3 separate regions of the Homo sapiens genome follow, and all the other regions are linked to region 3. The links are chromatin contacts, found by Hi-C or POLR2A ChIA-PET in ENCODE. All regions are on one chromosome and are shown on one strand. The core of a region is the stretch at or near the end of the contact, and the rest is flanking DNA. Distances in the headings are between cores, read along the strand shown. Region 1 overlaps BHMT (betaine--homocysteine S-methyltransferase). Region 2 holds the start of RPS23 (ribosomal protein S23). Region 3 holds the start of ZFYVE16 (zinc finger FYVE-type containing 16).

Evidence for each region. Hi-C counts contacts between places; a loop is a spot of excess contacts on that map. ChIA-PET counts read pairs that join two places held with the same protein, here RNA polymerase II (POLR2A). Pooled maps may share reads with other maps.
Region 1: POLR2A ChIA-PET joins it to region 3 with 11 read pairs in T-cell. The contact joins the enhancer-like site here to the promoter of ZFYVE16 in region 3. POLR2A ChIA-PET finds 5 or more read pairs at or near these places in 2 of 52 experiments (T-cell and activated T-cell).
Region 2: a map of CD8-positive, alpha-beta T cell shows a loop between it and region 3 (9-fold over the local background). The contact joins the promoter of RPS23 here to the promoter of ZFYVE16 in region 3. A Hi-C loop is called at or near these places in 4 of 168 maps with a recorded cell type or tissue (CD4-positive, alpha-beta T cell, CD8-positive, alpha-beta T cell and naive thymus-derived CD4-positive, alpha-beta T cell), 2 of 37 single-sample maps with no recorded cell type and 12 of 50 pooled maps.

What each region holds. Positions count from the first base shown.
Region 1 is chr5:79,132,259-79,135,729 of GRCh38, forward strand. BHMT (betaine--homocysteine S-methyltransferase) reads left to right here. Exons shown (of 8, transcript NM_001713.3): 8 at 1-30. Among named protein-coding and RNA genes, the nearest start is that of BHMT, 22 kb to the left of the region's middle. Within about 2 kb of position 1,538, at least 25 of the 41 ENCODE cell types and tissues checked have a DNase peak (open chromatin) inside an H3K27ac peak, as active enhancers do.
Region 2 is chr5:82,276,946-82,280,727 of GRCh38, forward strand. RPS23 (ribosomal protein S23) reads right to left here and starts at 1,409. Exons shown (of 4, transcript NM_001025.5): 1 at 1,375-1,409; 2 at 748-907. The coding sequence starts at 1,378. It also overlaps the pseudogene ATP6AP1L. RefSeq lists an enhancer at 1,400-1,729.
Region 3 is chr5:80,406,499-80,410,361 of GRCh38, forward strand. ZFYVE16 (zinc finger FYVE-type containing 16) reads left to right here and starts at 1,566. Exons shown (of 19, transcript NM_001284236.3): 1 at 1,566-1,655. RefSeq lists an enhancer at 1,528-2,326 and a silencer at 2,047-2,166.

The DNA.
Region 1 (3,471 bases), core at 288-2,787, 1.3 Mb before region 3:
CAGCTATTAAAAAGAAGAGCAATGAGACTATATTGCTTGTATTTTATTCTTATCCTGGTTCTACAATTTGCTAAGTCTTACATGAAACCTCTATACCTCAATTTCTTCACCTATTTAAAAGAAAAACCTACTTCACAAGTATGCTGGAATTTTAAAGGAGCAGGTGGCAGTATTTAAAAGGAAAAGAGGCCCTACTGGCTCTTTCTGGAGAGCCAGTCAGGGAATTCTAGAAAACAAAAATAGGCCAGGTGTGGTGGCTTACGCCTGTAATCCCAGCACTTTGGGAGGTGGACGGATTACTTGAGGATAGGAGTTCAAGACCAGTTTGGCCAACATGGTGAAACCCTGTCTCTACTAAAAATACAAAAATTAGCCAGGTGTGGTGGCACACACCTGTAGTCCCAGCTATTCGGGAGGCTGAGGCATGAGAATCACTTGAACCTGGGAGGCAGAGGCTGCAGTGAGCTGAGATTGCACCACTGCACTCCAGCCTGGGAGACAGAGTGAGACTCTGTCAAATAAATAAATAAATGGAAAGGCAAAGAAATTGCTAGAATTTTGTTACTAAGAGTTAATAATCCACCCCTAATCCCTCAATGCACAGAAACAGAGCCAAAGCAGCACAACTTTCAGAGGCTGCATATGGCTAGTGGAAACAAGAGTGAACTCCACTTGTTTTTTGTTTTTTGTTTTTTTTTTTGGCAAAGTTGTTATCTATCATTTCTCTTATATTCTCAAACCAAGCTCAGTATTTAAAGCTTTCACTCACAGATGACATTTTATTGGACTTGCTGTTCTATTACTGTGTAAAATGCATGTTCCTTTAATATTCTTTTCAGAGTTTTGTTGCCACCAAAATATTATAACCTTTAATCATTTTTATATCCATCGTTTTTTAAAATATTTTTCTGAAAAGGAGCTATGGTAAAGACATTCTTGAATTAAATTATATGTCAACACTGCCTCCTAGTGGTATAGTTCATATTTTGAAATTGTTTTTAAAATTTCAGTCCCTCCTCCAAACATGTGCATTTTATTTCCAGAAATCTTGTTCATTAAGAGAGAAAGCTCATTTAATACCTAAGAGTTGATTTATGTTAAATAGACATTTCTCACTGGTAAATATTTTTTATGGACTCCGAACCAGAGGGACCTTAGAGATCAAAAGTCCAAACTATCCTTTTAAGGATAAGATTACCAAGGCAGGATGCAAAGTCAGGAAGCACTTCTCACTATTCCAAGGCTGTCAAGAAAGACGGCTTTAGCTTAGCCTTTTGTAGGAAGGGTTGGGGAAGCTGGGGGGCAGTACCAGAACAGATGGTCCACAAAACTAAGGAGTCATCCTCCAGCCAGGAATAAAATAAAGGTCTTTGGCGTTACTCAGAGTAAACATGAACTCACTAAATAAACTGTTTGCAGTTTGTACTCTGACACTTCTACACACTGTAGCAAACCACCTTTGGATAAGACAGCCAAGCCAACGCAGACCCCTAAAGGAAACAAGAACTGCGCAGGAATGAATCAAGAACATCCGTTCCCAACTTCTCCAGATGGGGGCAGCAGGTCGCCAGCAGGAAATGCATGAGTAACCTTATTTTGTTTGAACTTAAGTTATTTCATCAGGCTAAGCTCTAACAGTTTTGGTCAGTTTTTTCTTAAGACATGTGGATCTTTGAATCACATCCAGGACAACGCACCCATCAAGAAAAGCCTTTAACAAGTTTGAGTCAGGAATTAAAAAAGAGGAAGGAAGGGAGAAAGGGAGGGAAAAAGGGAGGGAGAACGGGAGGGAAGGAAAGAAAGGAGAGAGGGAGGGAGGGAGGAGAGAGGCAGGGAGGGAGGAAGGAGGGCGGGGAGGGACTGCAGGAGAGCAGGCAGGCAGGCAGGCTTTATGCATCTCCAACTAGATCCCCATTTTCCCCAGAAACGTTTTTTTTTTTCCAGCCTTCAGCACACTGAAGGGCTTGAGGGCTTTATAGACTGTTCTCCCAAATAGCCTCCTTGATAGTCAATAACATCCACTCAGTCAGTCTGGAACCTCCCACGTGTTACCTGCCAGGTCAAGGACCCTGGCTCTTAGATAACAAAGGAGGAAGAAGTCAATTTCAAGAGAGAAAAATAGGACTTATGAACGGCTTCAGAAATAGTATGCCTGGTGGGATGTTAAACGACAGAATTAGAGATAGCAAGGTATAATATTTCTAAACATCTTCAGGAAGGAATATTTAGTGTTTGAACAGAAAATGATGAAAGGCAGGCAAATGCAAAGAATTCTCAAAAATGGTAACAGGAAGGGTAGGATCCTTTGGTAAAATTGGTGGGAGTGTGGTGAGAGAAAGGAATGGCCAGAAAATGCTTCCGGTTTTCAAGCAGCTGGAGGCATTCTGTTGGCATTGGATAGATGAAAAATTAAGATGATGGAAAATGAGAGAGACAGATGTCATCATTTATGCTGCTGTGAGTTACAGGAATAATACCAAACAAGTCATGTACAGCAAAACAGTAAAAACAGGTTAATTTATATGCCATGAAATCAAACGCATGATCATTTTAACTTGTGGTTAGATGGTTAGATGTTTACATTTAAATTTATTAAAGCTTCCAGGCTGGGCACGGTGGCTCACGCCTATAATCCCAGCAGTTTGGGAGGCCAAGGCAGGCAGATCACTTGAGGTCAGGAGTTCAAGACTAGCCTGCCAACATGGTGAAACCCCATCTCTACTAAAAACGCAAAACTTAGCTGGGCGTAGTGGCAGGCGCCTGTAATCCCAGCTACTTGGGAGGCTGAGGCAGGAGAATCACTTGAACTTGGGAGGCGGAGGTTGCAGTGAGCCGAGATCGCACCACTGCACTCTAGCTTGGGCAACAAGAGTGAAACTCCATCTCAAAAAAATAAATAAATAAAAATAAAAATAAATAAATTTATGAAAGTTTCCTATGTAAATACTTACATGAAATGTATTAAGGGAAACATTTCACTTATTTTTAATAAAAAGATATTTCTCTAAATGCCTGAACTATCTTTAGCAGTCATCACTTGCATGCAAACTGTTAATGTACCCTTCAGAAATTATTCCAGTTTGTTCTTTTGGGCAGGTTCAGTAAGACCTCTGCTTGGCCCCATTCTGTGGTTATTTGTTCCAATTTACTACATGATCTTGAAAGGAAAAAGCTGAATATCTTTTTAAATAGTTCAGACTTTTTCTCAAGTCAGCCTGGTCATTCTTCCAATTATTCTGACTTAATGAGATTTTACTGTTCTTTGCAAAAGTTAACGTCCTAAACACCTGAGGTAGCTTAGTGGAATTCACCTATGGCTCAAAAACACTAGTGGCACATAGCAGAAAAAGCAAGGAAGACATTTAGAATCAAGACTTTGGGGTGCAAGTCCTAGCTTTGCCCCAACTCCCTGCAGAACATTGGGTAAATCACCCCACTTCTCTGTCCTTCAATTTTCTCAACTGTAGGATA
Region 2 (3,782 bases), core at 159-2,658, 1.9 Mb after region 3:
GGCCGAAGCAGGCATTATCACCTGAGGTCAGGAGTTTGAGACTAGCCTGGTCAACATGGTGAAACCCCATCACTACTGAAAATACAAAATATTAGCTGGTGTGGTAGTGGGCGCCTGTAATCCCAGCTACCTGGGAGGCTGAGGCAGGAGAAATGCTTGAACCTGGGAGGCTAAGGTTGCAGGGAGTCTTGCGCTACTGCACACCAGCCTGGGTGACAGAGCTAGACTGTCTCAAAAAAAAAAAAAAAAAAAAAAAAAGTCTGGGTTAAAATGGCTCTACCATCAAATATGATAGAACTATATGAAATTATTATTTTAAAAAGTCAAAACCAGTCAAATACTGGCAGTTTCATGTCTCAATCTTAGGTGTATGACCTCAATTAATTCTGATGCAAGTCACTTCTCTTCACCTTAGTTTTATCAAGTCGATAAAGTTCAATAGCTGACACGTGCCATTTACTTATAACAACTCCCACAGTAAAGGTGTTTGTGTCCTTTACTTCATCATTGCTAGTATCTTCTCCAATTCCTTCCAGGCCAACGTTAAATTAAAACCTTAACTACCTAATTCCCAAAAACTAATTTTACCAACTTTTAAATAGAACAAACGCTTTGCAATTTTACCCCACAATGCCCAAATGAATACTACTACACAAAAACCTGCAATTACTTTCAAAACAAGAATTCGTAAGTTCATGTCTCGAATTCCTATAATAAACTAAAACTTGACGGGAGCAATGGACTTACACTTTTTCCAGCACGATTCCTTTTGCATGAGAAGCACCTCCAAAAGGGTTGGCCTTTAGGGCTGTGCCCAAATGAGCTTTCTTATACTGTTTATCATGCCACTTCTGGTCTCGTCGGTGACTACGGAGCTTCCTAGCAGTACGAAGTCCACGACACTTGCCTAAAAATTAAATATTTTAGTTCTTCCGTAAAAACACGCCATCTACGTGTTTCCCATCTTCTAAGACACTCGCCTCACCTGGAATAAACCCTTAAGCCGATTGGCTCTCGTACTATTTATTGGCCTGTGGGCCAAACATTTGGCCTTCAAGTTGCCCTGAACCGACTAATAAACGTTCGAAGAGGGCTCCGGAGAATGTGTTCTCCCGAAGGACGAGGCCCCGCTCGAATGCCCGGGAGGAAGCGCTGGCCTCCCTGCGTCCCTCGGTACCCCGACCTCGGCGGCCTCCACGCCTCATGGGCCCCTTCCGCGCCGGACCACGTGCCTCCTGGAGCGGCGCTTCCCCGGCCCTCCCCCATGGAGCCTCTCCATGGCATCCCCCGCCCTACTCTATTCGCATCCGCCCGCCCGTCCCCAAGACCCCAAGTCCCGCTTGCAGCGCCCTTAAACCGGCCACAACAGCTCACCCATCCTGTCGGCGCCACGGGCCTGAGCGAAAGAGAGAAGCACCGCAGGAAGGAGCCACAAGCCACCGCGAGCAAGCCCCGCCCAGCCAAGGACCCCGCGCCGCTGTCTGCGCCGCGCCTGACCCGAGGCTGGGGTCTCTCCTTTGAAAACGACGCGTTTGCATCACTTTCCTGAGCCAGAATCTGCGTCTTATTTAATTTGCAAGAAATTCAGAGATATCTAATTTGCATGGTTTTTTTTCCCCCTTTTTCTTTTGAATGCTGGAGACCGGAGGAACATGGACTACCAATCCCAGAATGCGTTTTATGGGACCCGCTCACCGCGCAGGCGCTCTTGCCCAAGCCACTGAGAGCGGGACGCGGGGCTAGGTCAGAGTAGGAAGGAGTCGCTGAGCTGAATCTTTGTGGAGTGGAGTGGGGCGAGAGTCCTCCGAGTAGTCTGGAAAATTAGACTTCTGAGCCTTAATTCATACTTATAAGCAGCTAGTAAATTGTAAAATATAGTGAAGCAATGTAGTGTAGTAACTAAAACCCCAAGCTTTGGAGCCAGATTGGGCCTTTAACCCTAAAGTTGCCGTTTATTTTGACTGGCGAGTCATTTACTTATAGATTTATTTATTTTTATTTTTATTTTTTTCTGAGACAGGGTCTCACTCTGTCTTCTAGGCTGTTGTGCAGTGGTGCGATCTTGGCTCACTACAACCTCCGCCTCCCGGGTTCAAGCGATTGTCCCACCTCAGCCTCCTGAGTAGCTGGGATTACAGGCTTCCACCATCACGCCTGGCTGATGTTTGTATTTTCAGTAGAGAGGGGGTTTCACCATGTTGGCCAGGCTGGTGTCGATCTCCTGACCTCGAGTGATCCGCCCGCCTCGGCCTCCCAATGTGCTGGGATTACAGGCGTGAGCCACCGCGCCTGGCCATTTAATTAACTCTTTAATACTGTTTCTCCTGTAAGATGAACTAGCTGTGAGAGGTTTCTGGGATATTGGTTCACTCAGCAAGGATGTTTAAAAATGCCTTCTATGTGCCAGACGCTGTTGTAGGTACCGGGAATATGGCGGTTAAATTAAGAGGGTGAAGGTTTCTGCTCTGATACAGTTTATATTCTAAATGTGAGAGGACAGACCAGTTAGATAGATGTAAATTAAATAATTAAATAGATGATTTTTACATACTGTAGAGCTATAGAGAAAATATAGCTGGATGGGTGATAGTGACTTGGGGATGGGGGTGGCTACTCTGGATAGGGTAGTTTAAGGTGACATCTCTGTGCAGATGTAGAATGGGCTAGTGCTTTCTAAGAACTGAAAGATCAGTGAAGAAGGGGAGCATAGTGACTGAGGAGTAGTGTGGCATTAGATGGGGTCTGAGAGTTACACAGGAACATGTGGAGCCTGTAGGCCATGGTAAAGCCTTTTTCTACTCTTCTGGTGATTTAAAGCCATTGTAAAGTTTTGAGCTTGGGAGTAGGTAGCAAAATAAGATTTATATTTTTATGGGGTTACTCTGGCTGTTGAGAGGAGAAAAAGACATGAATCTGGGAGGCCACTTGGGAAGGTATTGCAATAGTTCAGATGAGAGATGGTGATAGCTTGGACCCTCAGTGGAGACAGTAAAAAGTGGTTGGGTCAGATACACTGTTTGGTGGTAGAATGAACAGAATTTGCTCAGGACTGTAGGATGTGAGAGAGGAGTTAATTACAGCACTATGATTTTTGACCTCAGCACTTGGGTGAGTTGTAGAGTTGTGAGTTGTGAGTTGGGTGAGTTCCAAAGTGGGAAATACGAGGAGAGGAGCAAATTTCAAAGGAGGAAATGAAGAGTTCTGGTTTGGATGTGTTAAGTTTGAACTGTCAAACATCCAGGGATGTGAAGTGGACAGTTGGATATATGATAAGAAGCTGAGGAGTAATCAATGAATAAATAGTATTAAAACTGTGGCTCTAGTTGAGATAGCTTAGGTGATGACTGTAGGTAGAACAGAGATTAGAGTCCTGAGCACACCAAAGTTTAGTGGTACAGAAGAGAAGGCAGGTGAAGCAAAACAGATGAAGAAAGAGTGGCCAATGTTACACTCTGTTCAAAGCCAAGTGAAGAAGGGAGTGAGAAAGTGTGAAAAGAGATAAGATGAGGACTGAGAATTGCCTTTTGGACTTGAAAATGTGGAGATTACTGGTCACTTTGTCAAATGGGGACTCCATGGAGTACTGAAAGTGAAAGGCGATGGGATCGGAGTGAAGAGAATATGGGAGGGAAGGAAGTCTAGACAGCAACTATAGACAATTTTTGAAAGACATTTTTTATGTGCAGAGAAATGGCACCCTATTTGGAGGGGAATGTGGAGTTGGAGGGTTTTATTTTTAAGATGGCAACTTTTATGACATTTTTGTATGCTGATCAGGTTGA
Region 3 (3,863 bases), core at 316-2,815:
GGCTGGAATACTCGAAAAATTATAATTCTTGCAATTTTTTTTTTTTCTTTTTTGAGACGGAGCCTTGCTCTGTCACCCAGGCTGGAGTGTGGTGGCTCGATCTTGGCTCACTGTGACCTCTGCCTCCTGGGTTCATTCAATGGTCCTGATTGTCCTGCCTCAGCCTCCCAAGTAGCTGGGATTACAGGCGCCCGCCACCACACCCAGCTAATTTTTGTATTTTTAGTAGAGACGGAGTTTCACCATGTTGGCCAGATTGGTCTCGAACTCCTGACTTCAGGTGATCCGCCTGCCTCGGCCTCCCAAAGTGCTGGGGTTACAGGCGTGAGCCACTGCGCCCGGCCAATTCTTGCGATTTTTGAAAGATCAGTATGAACTGTGAGCTGTTTAACCTTTGAGGAACTGCTTTTTCCCTGTATCTGTCTGTATCTGATCCCACATGTATGTCTCTTCCCTTGTTTTTATTTTTTATTTTTTTAGAGACACGGTCTGGTTCTGTTGCTCAGGCTGGAATGCAGTGTTGCCATCAGAGCTCACTGCAGCCTTGACCTCCTGGGCTTAAGTGATCCTCCCACTTCAGACTCCCAGCCAGTAGCTGGGACTACAGGCACGCGCCAACACGCCTGGCTAATTTTTTCATTTTCATTTTTAGTAGAGACAGGGTCTTGCTATGTTGCCCAGGCCTGTCTGGAACTCTTGACTTCAAGCGATCCTCCCGCCTCGGCCTCCCAAAGTGCTGGGATGACAGGCGTGAGCCACCGCGCCGGGTCTCATTTAAATTTATAGGAAACTTGTGGTAAAAATAGCAAAACTCAACAAGCAAATATACATCAAGTGAGTGACATTTTATTTCTACATCAGATAAGTCAGCTTTTGCTTTTAGACAGGGAGACAGCTGTTCTACCAGCTGCTTTAAAATAAAAATGCAGAACTAACGCAGCGAAGGGAAGGAAAGTGTGGCTGGGAATGTCCAGTCAGCTGGAGGGGCTTGGAGCTCGGCGTTGGCTGGGAGCATTTTTATTGCTGCCGGGAGGAGGAAGGGGAAGCGGGGGAAGCGGGGGAGGCGGGGGGGCAGCGTGTTGTAAAATCAGTTTGAAGTAAACAAAAAGTTATGTTTTCCGAGGGGCCAGCAGCGCGGAGAGCAGGCCTAGCCCGCTGCCGGGAAGGCGGGTCTGTCCAGTAGAGACCGGAACGCCGCGCAGGCTCAGCAAAGGGCTAAGGCTGGAGCCGGGGAAGCTGCCTCTAGGTTAGCGAAGGGTAAAGGAAGTCAGACACTGACGCGAGTGGCCTCCCGATCCCGCAGTCGAGTGGAGAACCGAGTCCCGACCTAAGGTCGAATCATCAGGCGTCCCCGTCACCCAACAACCCACTCAGGCACTTCCGGTAAGAAATCTAGTGCCCTTGGCTCGGAACCTGCGTCGTAGTGCGCAAGCGCCCCGGGCCTGGAGACGGCCGCGGATGCCGAGGGAGGGGGCGTGTGAGCCGAAGAGGAAAGCGTCCTCTGCGCCTGCGCTCTCTGCGCTGCCCGGTGGGGCGGGGAAAGAAGCCCTGAGCCGGGATCTGGCACTCCCAGGACTCCCGGCCGGGGTAGCTCTTCACTCCTCAGCGCGACGTCGTGTCGAGTTCCCAAAAAGCTCCGCAGGGGCTGTAGGGAGGTAAGAGCCCCCCGTGACCGGTCGTCTCGGCCTCCCCTCAGCCCTGCTGTTCCCACAGGGGGGCGGGGTGACCGCTGGACCCGCCGACCTGGGCGCTGGGTCTGGCCCTCTTCCTCTGGGGACAGAGCCTGGGCCCCGACCGATTCCTTTTCCGAGCCCCCGGAGCTGGCCGGGGAACCCTGGCCCTCCAATCTGATGTCCCCTCCTGGAGCCTGAAGGGCCAGACCGGACTGGACCGGGAGGGCAATCACGGCGGCTGTTTGCCCGGTTCCCCGCTCCCGGGCCGCCGGAGTGTTCGGCGCTCCTGGGGGAGAGACCCCAGCGGACGGAGGGAGAAGCGCCCTGGCGCCGCCGTCCCGCCTGGGGAGGGGCTGCGACTGCGGAGGGGACTGTGGTTCTTCAGGAGTGGCAGAGGCTCGGTCCCCGCAGAGGAGTCTCATCGCCGCCGGTGCTCTCGCACTGTCCATTCCCGCACCCATGCATTTTCTCTTGGTTAGAGACCAGAAGGATGCAGTGGCCGTCTTTCCCGCTGCCTTTCCTTTGGTACTTTTGAGAACTCCAAAAGAGGACCTTATTTTTAACTCTTATTTGTACTATCGTGATTGCAAATATTATGTTCCAGACTAAGGATGTTCTTTCTTATTAGTTTGACTTGTATGAAAACCAGTCCATACATTTGATATTAAGTTAATCTTTTCAATTCAAAAAATAGGCACTTTGTTGATTCAATCAGATTCCTCCATTTATTCACTTGAGCTTGTCGTCTCTTGAGTTGGCGGGAGTTTAATGGTTTAATCCAGTAGAACTATATATAATTTTTCGCCTAATTTCTTCCTTTTTTTCCTCTCCTGGATATTAAACCGCATGCTTAGTGGCAAAAATTGAAAAAATAGAATAAAGAATAAGGAAAAATGATCAATCATAATTCCACCATGTAATAGTAATCAATTACTTATAATATTTTGACTTTTTTCCTTTGAGTCTTTTTTTCCCCTGTGCATTTTCTTGAGATGAGATTTTATATCGTTGGATTGTCTGCTTTCCTTGATTTAAATTACGTTGTAAGCATTTCCCCATGTTTTTAAAAAGCTTCATAAAAATGACTTCTTGATTATACATGAGCAAAGTATCTTTTGAAACAGTTATATTACAGATAAAGCCAAATCCGCATTAATTATCCTCAATCATAATGTTACATGATAGAATAGTGCTACAGTTCATTTAACATTATGATTGGGGATAATTACGCTTAAAAATTATTGAGGACCAATAGAGTTTTTGGTTCCTAATGCTGCAGTATATTTACCATTTTGGAAATTAAAACTCAGAAAATTGAAAATGTTTTATTCATTTAAAAATCACAGACTCATGTATTAAATAATTTTTTAGTGAAAAGTAACCATTTTCTAAAACAAAACTTAGAAGAGGAGCGTGGCATTGTTTCAAATTTTTGCGAATCACTTTAATGTCTGGCATTATAGAAGACAGCTGGATTTTCATGTTTGCTTCTGTTCAGTCTGTTGTGCTATCTGGTTTAGGTTGAAGCATATGAAGAAAACACCAGCCTTGAACAGATACGTAGCAGGAAAAGCGAGGATCTTACAAGCCTGCTGAAAGGCTCCTGGGGACATCCAGGGGTCCTGAGACCACAGTTTGAGAAAGCTGATTTAACCATTTTTGGATTGGTGGGCTGTTAGGTTGTTTAAAATTTTACACTGTTACAACCCTTGCAACAGTGAAAGTTCTTTGTGATGTTTTCTGGTGTATGCGTGCTAGTGTTTTTTCTGTAAGTAGAATTGCTAGGTCATAGAGTTTTGCTTTTTTTTAAGTTTGTTAAACACATTACTTTTGATGCCTGTATAATTTGCTTTTGTGCACTAATGTTGGTGTTTAGATTGTTTCAACTAATGATTTGGTGAAATATCTTTGCATGTTTTTAGTTGTTTTGAATTATTTTCTTTTTGAGGGGGCTGGGGGGAGTCCAGTAAAAACCAGACAACTGCCAGATACATTTTAAGAGAGCTTTAACACATGGATTCTTTTCTAAAATTTCTAAAAAGATAATTGTTAGATCAAATATTAGGAATCTTTCTCAGGCTATTGGTACATATTGTCACATTGTTTTCATGGGAGATAGTACCAGTTTGTTTCCTGTCAGCAGTGTCTGACATGCTTTAAAAAAAAAAATCACACCCTTACCAACATCGA